Regions from separate parts of the Homo sapiens genome. Here region 1 is linked to region 2. Evidence: chromatin contacts called from ENCODE Hi-C or POLR2A ChIA-PET data. All regions are on one chromosome and are shown on one strand. The core of a region is the stretch at or near the end of the contact, and the rest is flanking DNA. Distances in the headings are between cores, read along the strand shown.

Evidence for each region. A loop is a pair of places that touch in the nucleus more often than their neighbours do. ChIA-PET counts read pairs that join two places held with the same protein, here RNA polymerase II (POLR2A). Pooled maps may share reads with other maps.
Region 1: a loop to region 2 is called in a map with no recorded cell type, with 19 times the contacts of the local background. The contact joins two enhancer-like sites. A Hi-C loop is called at or near these places in 7 of 37 single-sample maps with no recorded cell type and 8 of 50 pooled maps. POLR2A ChIA-PET finds 5 or more read pairs at or near these places in 1 of 52 experiments (activated CD4-positive, alpha-beta T cell).

Annotation. Positions count from the first base shown.
Region 1 is chr5:80,753,572-80,757,188 of GRCh38, reverse strand. All of the region lies in intron 12 of MSH3 (mutS homolog 3), which reads right to left. Among named protein-coding and RNA genes, the nearest start is that of DHFR, 100 kb to the right of the region's middle. Within about 2 kb of position 1,353, at least 4 of the 41 ENCODE cell types and tissues checked have a DNase peak (open chromatin) inside an H3K27ac peak, as active enhancers do.
Region 2 is chr5:80,124,746-80,128,713 of GRCh38, reverse strand. It overlaps a transcript of SERINC5 not described here. Among named protein-coding and RNA genes, the nearest start is that of THBS4-AS1, 43 kb to the right of the region's middle. Within about 2 kb of position 2,718, at least 4 of the 41 ENCODE cell types and tissues checked have a DNase peak (open chromatin) inside an H3K27ac peak, as active enhancers do.

The DNA of each region.
Region 1 (3,617 bases), core at 104-2,603, 630 kb before region 2:
CCATTTACCCTGATATGATTATTATACATTGTATGCCTGCAACAAATATCTCATATACCCTTAATATATAGACCTACTATGTACCTACCAACATAAAATGTTTAAAAAAAGTTGTCTGGTGGGGGTGGGGAGCTGAAATACAAACTGCTAGGGGTGTATTTTTTGTTTGGTTTCGTTTTACTGAAAAGTTTGACTTTTAAGACAGCACAGAACGAGTAGATTAAATTCAGACATTAACACATTGGTCATGTGAAATGGCTAAATGAACTACCTAAATAATCTCCTGTCAGAAACATGAACCATAGGCCCTTTCCTAGGATCTAAGCATCATTAGACCTATATAGCTTCACCTTTCACATACACCATTCATTCTTACATTCAATGAACAATTACTGAGTGCTTACAAAGTACTAATTGTACAAAGTGGTAGACATTAGGGCTATAATTGTTAACAGAGCTTTGCTAGTCTACAAACAATTTACACTCTAGTGATGAATAGTAAAACTTTTTAAAAAGCATTAATGATAACAATGTAATAAGATTATAACTGGGTTATGATCTAGGTACAATGGGAACACAGGCCAGGAGCACCTAACGAACAAATGCAGTTTTAGGATCAGGGAGGATTTCCTGGGGGTAGCTATTGAGTAAAAGATTAGCTATTGTCTATAAAAGATTAGTGGAAAATGGAGGGTGAAGGTTTGAAAATGTGATCACAGGAGCTGGGATCCAAGGCTAATAGTCTGGATGCACATAAGAACAGTGTCAGGAATACCAGTTAGAAAGCTGTTTCAAAAATCCAGAGAAGAAACACTGAAGGCCTGACATTGCCACCCTGTGCTGCATTCTAGGTAATTTCTTCAGGTATTATCTTGCATTTCAGTTATTTCCTCTATTCTTGTTTAACCCATATCCTGCTTTGTTGTTGTTGTTTTCTTTTCTTTCTTTCTTTTTGGAGTATAAGATCCATTCTTATTTAAGTCATTCTTTTTTTAATTTCAATAGTTTTTGTGGCAGAAATGGTTTTTGGTTACATGAATGAGTTCTTTAGTCCATTCAGTCTTAAAGAATTGTCTGTGTTTCCTTTTTAAATCAATCTGAGCCCTTTTGATAGTATTTATTTTCCATGCTCATATTTTTTATTCTATTTTGTATTTTTTTAACTTGGTGATTTATGTGAGTACCATCAGACTGTTTTAAATAAGTTTCACAGCTTGGAAATTGCCAGACCACACAGAGTATAAATTGAAACTGAAAATCTATGAGGGAGGGCCTGTGGTTAAGAATTCTTAGAAACGTTTTCCTCAGGCAAGAACAGGTCAAGACGTATTTGTCACCTCTCTACTGAGACCACAGTCCTTTGAGTGTCTCACGTTACTATGGTATCTCTAACTTAAATGGACCCAAGACCCTGTCTCCTGTCTCCCACAAGGCAGTTGAACCCCAATCCTTTTGATTACCAAGATCTGCAGGAGCCCAGAGGGCAGCTGCAGCAGTCAATTCACTTCCATTTCCAGTTCCTTTTTCCATCTGTTCCCTCAGTTCTTCCCTTATGTTTTAAATACAGATTCAGCAATGTCCTAAAGGGATGTTTGTTATGCTTGATCCAGCATATCTAGTTATTTCACATAAGGAGATATTTTATGACATTAAAACCACAGAAAATGAAGTCTTCTTATGGCATTTTTGAAGACCGATATTTGGAAAATCCTCATTAATAAAGGCATAAAGATGGAGAAAGATAAAGCAGGAAGGGCCAAAAAGGAAAGATATTTATTTCCTTCTCCTCATTCTCTCCAATATTCCTCTTCCTCAGCCCAAATGAAAGCTGCCATTTGCTGCAGGTCGTTTGTGCAGGTCTAGAGCTCACTGAAGGTCCGAATGTTGAAGAACAAAGCAGAGGCCAGCTAAAAGTTCCTGGATGTTAGTTAATCCCTATGCACTGACAGTCGGGACAAACAGTAAGAGGCACTCGGGTTCATTTTGTTCTTAGCAGCAGCAGTTCCTCCTTTAAACTCTCATTCAAACCGGCAGAGGAAAGGGGCACCAGGTCAGTCCCAATCAAACACAGCTCTCAATTACGCACCACCTGCTACTCTCCCTTCCCATTTCCGAGCAGTAATGCATCCCCAGGGGCTGAGTAAACCAGAGTCACTGCAAGTGAACACCCGGTTGCTGGCTCATGGAACATGGGAAACCACAAAGAATACAGAGGGCTTCCCGGTGTAGTTCATTTTAGAAGTTCCAGAGTTAAAAGTGACATTTGGTTTCATTAACACAAATTAAATGTTAAGTGGAAGGAAATATGCAACATTCTATTACTTCATCATTTGGGCCAGGGTAACAAATTAGAAATACAACCATTAATACTCCAAACATATGGGTTTACCAAAACAAAAGCCATTTAATGTAGAGAACATTGACCACTAAAATGTACTTAGTACATCAGAAAGTCATGCAAAAATGTAGTCAAAGATCTATTTCCTAACACAAACCATTTTCTATTCCCTTAATTATGTGATTTAAATGCCAAGAATTATCTTAGCATGCCTAATTTCCTAAAGCAGTTTTCTAAAAATCTAATTTGACTTATAAAGGTATTACTCATTTGCTCTAAATGTGGTATTGAGTTATAGAGTGAGTAACAGGTAAGTATTTGATTTTAGTACAAAAGCTTCCACTACTTGTATCTCTTCCTCCTTACTAGTAGATTATACCTTGACCAGATTAGATTAGAAATTCCCTGACGCTGGGAACGCCACCTTGTCACTGAGACTGAATAATACAAAATTTAAAATAACTATCTTATACTACTAAGGGAAAACAGCCAAGTACAAAGTACTGGGTATATTATGGCTCCATCTATGTAATAAGGGAGGAAGAGATTTCATATATATATATATAAAATTCATATTTGCTTTTTTAAACAAAAGGTTTCTGGAAGTATACATGATAAAGTAATAACCATGATTACCTAGTGGGATCTGAGTAGATGTGGGGCAGGAATGATAAGCAAACATTTTACTGTGTAACTTTTCAGATTTTCAAACTTTTAAAGTATGTGAAGATATTGCCTGTTCAAAAGTTCAAATAATTTTTTAAATGCTAAGAAGAATGTACAATGGAATTGAAACAACAAAAACCATCTCTGGCAACAGACTGCTAGGTATTCACTAAACATTTCTTCCTATTCCTTGAAAAACAAGCAGACATTTGCTAGCCCCCGCAGTAAGCTGTGACCATCGGAATGCATTCTGCTTATAATCAGATTTAGGCAGAAGGGTATGTGCCAATGCAAGGCCTGCCTCACATAAAAGCCATAAATGTATATCCTCCCTGTTCTTTCTCCTTCCACTGCTGAATATCAGTTCTCAAGATGACGTTGGAAGCTACACGTTTAAAACTGAAGAGCCTCTGGGGTTCCTAACTGCCTATGTGATGAGAGTCTCACCCCACCCCCCAATGTGGAAAGGCCATGGATTGTTTATGCAAAGAAAAAAAAAGAAGAAATTAACTTTCACAACATTAGAGCCATTAGACTTTTTGGGGTCTTTGTGTTAACAGCTAGCTTCCCTAACCAATGCATTGCCTTTTGTGTTAACGAACACATTAGCATT
Region 2 (3,968 bases), core at 1,469-3,968:
TCACAATGATCCTATGGATGTTACTGTTCTAATCCCCATTATGGCAATGGAATAAAGGCAAACTTTTCTTAAAATCCTTACTAATTTGCTTTCACAGAAACTGCCAGATCTCCCCTCTCTCCCCAGTTCCCTTTCCTGCCTCCTCTTTTCTTCACTGCCTCCCCTCCCCACAAGATCTTCCCCTTTAGGTCAATCTTTCCTTTCCATATGCAGTGCTTTCTCTGGGCTTCTTTATTTGTATAACCATTATATCAGTAAGGAATTGCATTTGACAAATGGACCACAGGGACTTAAAAACCTGGGATGTTGGTTCAGCAGCTCAAGGACGTCAGGTCAAAGATTACTGTGGATTTCTGGTTTCCCCTTGTGGCCCCAGCAGCTGCTTTGCCAATCCATCTAATCTGCATTCCAGCCAGAAGACCCTGAGGGCACTGGGCTCCCTGGAGAAAAATTCATTGCATGTTTTACGGCAGGAAATATCAAGATGAGTCTGGAAATATCTTCTTATTGCCAGAAAACAAACATACTTTCAAAGACCCTTGGAAGACAAGCTAAGTTATGTCTAGTCATAAATTTTATCTAGAAATAAGTTTTGTAACCATTATAGTATTTTGTGTATATTTTTCTGCTTTTTAAGGTAAGTAAAGAGACTGATTCATTAGACTCAAAATATTAGTAAAAATTTATAAGATGTTGATAACTAAGTTTGAAATAATGTTCAAATGTTTAAATTGTTAAATCTTTAAATTTATAATTTATTAAATTTGTAAGGTTAAACTTTTTAAGTTCAGTATGTTTTCAGTGTTTATTAAGATTTTGCCTATAGAAATGTGAGTCTGCTTTGTTGTTTTTTTCCTTGAGAAATCAATTAAAATTAGATTGTAGTTTGAAATGTCTAAAACTTAATTCTGAAAGTTTGATAAATATTTGGGAGTACCTTATCAAATTTACAAGCCAGTTGGGCATTCATCAAAACCAAATAAAAGTAGATAATAAAATATTAACAAAACTGATTTATAAATTAACACAAGTTTAAAGTCTTCAAAATTAAGTTTTAAAACATATAATTTAAATATATAAAATATAAGTTGAAATTAAAGGGAGTATTTATTTCAATGCATAAAGGCTCTCTTCAGACATAAAGAAAACTCAGATGACATTTTGGAGGTAGGTGGTATCAGTCAGTGTCGGCTAAGTTATGCTGTGGTAACAAGCAACTCCAAAACCCTCAGTGGCTTACAATGACTAAAGTTCAGTTCTTGCTCACATTGTGGGCTACCGGTAGCTTTGCTCTAAGTTTTCCATCCTGGGACCAGCAGTCTGTATTTGGGATATTGCTGGTTTCATGGAAGAGAGAACGAACATAGTAGAACCATATGATGAATCAGAGCTTCTGCTTCGAAGTGGCACACATCACTTCTGTTATCATTGCATTGGTCAAAGCAAGTCTCATGGCCACTCTTGAGGTCAAGGAGATGAGAATATGTAATCCTCCCACAAGAAGGGACACCTCAAACCACATCTCTAAGGCTGATGCAATGAAGTGGGGAAGTATTATCTTCCCCAGGGTGGGGCAGCAAATATTTTGAGTAATAAAATCTACTGTAATGGGGAATAGGAGGTTTTTAAAAAATTCTTACAACTTAGTTTTTTCCCTGTCACATAGGCTGTCAGTATATCCTAACTTACAGAAGTGATTGTGATTGTGTCTGGGTGTTGGAATTATGGTGATTTTAATCTTCTTCTTTGAAAGTTTTTGATGATGAGTATATATTTATTTTGTAGACAAATTAACAATTTTTAATTAAAAATTTAAATTATACCAGGCTTGGTATCGCATGCCTGTAATCCTATCACTTTGGGAGGTCAAGGTGGGAAGATCACTTGAGCTTAGGAGTTTGAGGCCAGCCTGGGCAACATAGTGAGACCCTGTCTCCATTTTTATATAAACAAATAAGCAAAAATTTTGATGAAAAATTTTTTTGTAACCAAATTAAAATTTATGAATTTCATTTGTACAAAAAAGGCAGTGGATAACTAACTTGTTTTTAATATTGGAATGGTAGTATGTGCAGAACAGTGTTTTAGAAAAATACATCTCACAACATTGAAGAAGAAAATGTATGTTGGAGATTTTGTGTTTTAGATATATCTCAACCTGTCAGCTTTGAAAGAATGTGGCTATGAAATGGAGTGTGTTTGTTAAAGAAATAAGTAAATCAGTAAGTGAATGTTGGTTAGTTGGGTGGAGAAAGGCTTAGAAGCATCTAGCACTAAAAGATATATTCTTTTGTGGTTATCTGGCTGATGTCATGAAATTCTGACTTATACCACCAGGGAAGCTTACATTTCTCTTTGGCAGGGAACTTCAAATTTAGTACAGTTTGGACCTCACTGCATAGTCATAGTAAAAACTTTTGTACTTAATTGACTCTTCGTTTGCTTCTGGTTTTATAGTGGCCTTCCTGATGAACCAGCTTTTTATAATCCAAATTGGATCTGTGCCTACTTAATTGTTTCTGTCCCAATTCTACTTGGTGGTCAAGACTGAATCAGATTTTCGGTTCCTCCTTCTCCTCTCGTTTTGACTTTCCAGTGTATTCAACTGAATTTTCATCATAATGACTCCAAAGTACTCTTCTCTTCCTTTGTCTTGTGGTCACAAGAAAAATCACAAGATCACATTGATGGATGACTCATGAGCTCCTCATCTTTCTGATAGAGTCTCTGAACTGAACCAGCGTGAGTCTAGGTTTGCAGGAAGGCTTTTGATTCAGCCTTGTGATTCTCATGAATAGATGGCAATAGAATTAATTTCTCTCTCGATCTTGCTTTTCTTTTTCAACTAATAACTTTATTTACATCTATTTTCCTCCCTACCCAACCCACTGCATGTCCTTTTCTTGACCCAGGTGATGACGTTTCTTAAACCAGTTTGCTCTTCTCCGTATCCAAAGCTGCTCTCGTAGGTCACCATTATAACTCCACAGTTAATGCAGCAACTGCCCAGCTGAGTCTTCCCATCATCGGACGTCCCCAATCCATTCCAGCCATGGTGAGCTTTCAATAATGCAAATCAAGTCTTCAAGGTCATTCCTGTGTAGAAAGCCCATTGCCTTCTTCATATACTTACGGCTTTCAAGTTCCTTCATATCTAGTCTCTGTTCCCCTTTCTAGCCTACCTCCCAGTACTCTCACTCCAATATAGCTCATGTCAAACAGATACTACTTTTGGTTTCCTGAAATGCCTTTCCTTGACAGTGAACCTTGCTTCTGCCTGAAACACTCTCTCTTTCCCTATTTCTATCAAGCTCCCTGATTTTCAAGGTTCATTTCGGGCAGCATGCCCTCTAGGAAGCATTTCTTGGCAGCCTGATCCTCTGCCCAGCCTCTCATCTGATTTAGGCCATAGATTGAGCATAACATGTTTCACAGTATTGTAATTGTTCGTTTATGTGGTGGTATCTCCTCACATTGAGGGTAGAGATTGTGGTTTTGGTTTTTGTGTTTGTTTTATCATTGTATACCTAGCACCTAGCATAAGGTTGTGATGTACAATTGTTTGCTATATGAATGAATGAATGGATGGATGCCTTCACAAGAAAAATCGCTCACTAGACCATGTTGGTCAGTAGCAGGTACTGGGAGGCACAGAGTCAAGAGTCTAGCACGTGACACATGACAACTGTCTCACTGTGCCATCAGGAATGGAGTGGACCCCTATTGGGATGTCCATCCCCCTACCTTTTTTGGTTGGAACCATCCCTCTTCTCTCCCCTCCCCTCCACACAGTGACAGGGATGGGCTTCTGATTGCCATGTTCATAAACAAGACTACCTGCAACTACTCCCCACCCTGGGTGGGAGTTGGGCACTGTTAGTAAATTGGTCAAGGATGGTGCCTGACCCAAGGTGGTTCAGTCTGTGTCCTTCTCCAGGAACTTGGAATCAGGACGTACAGAGAGTTGC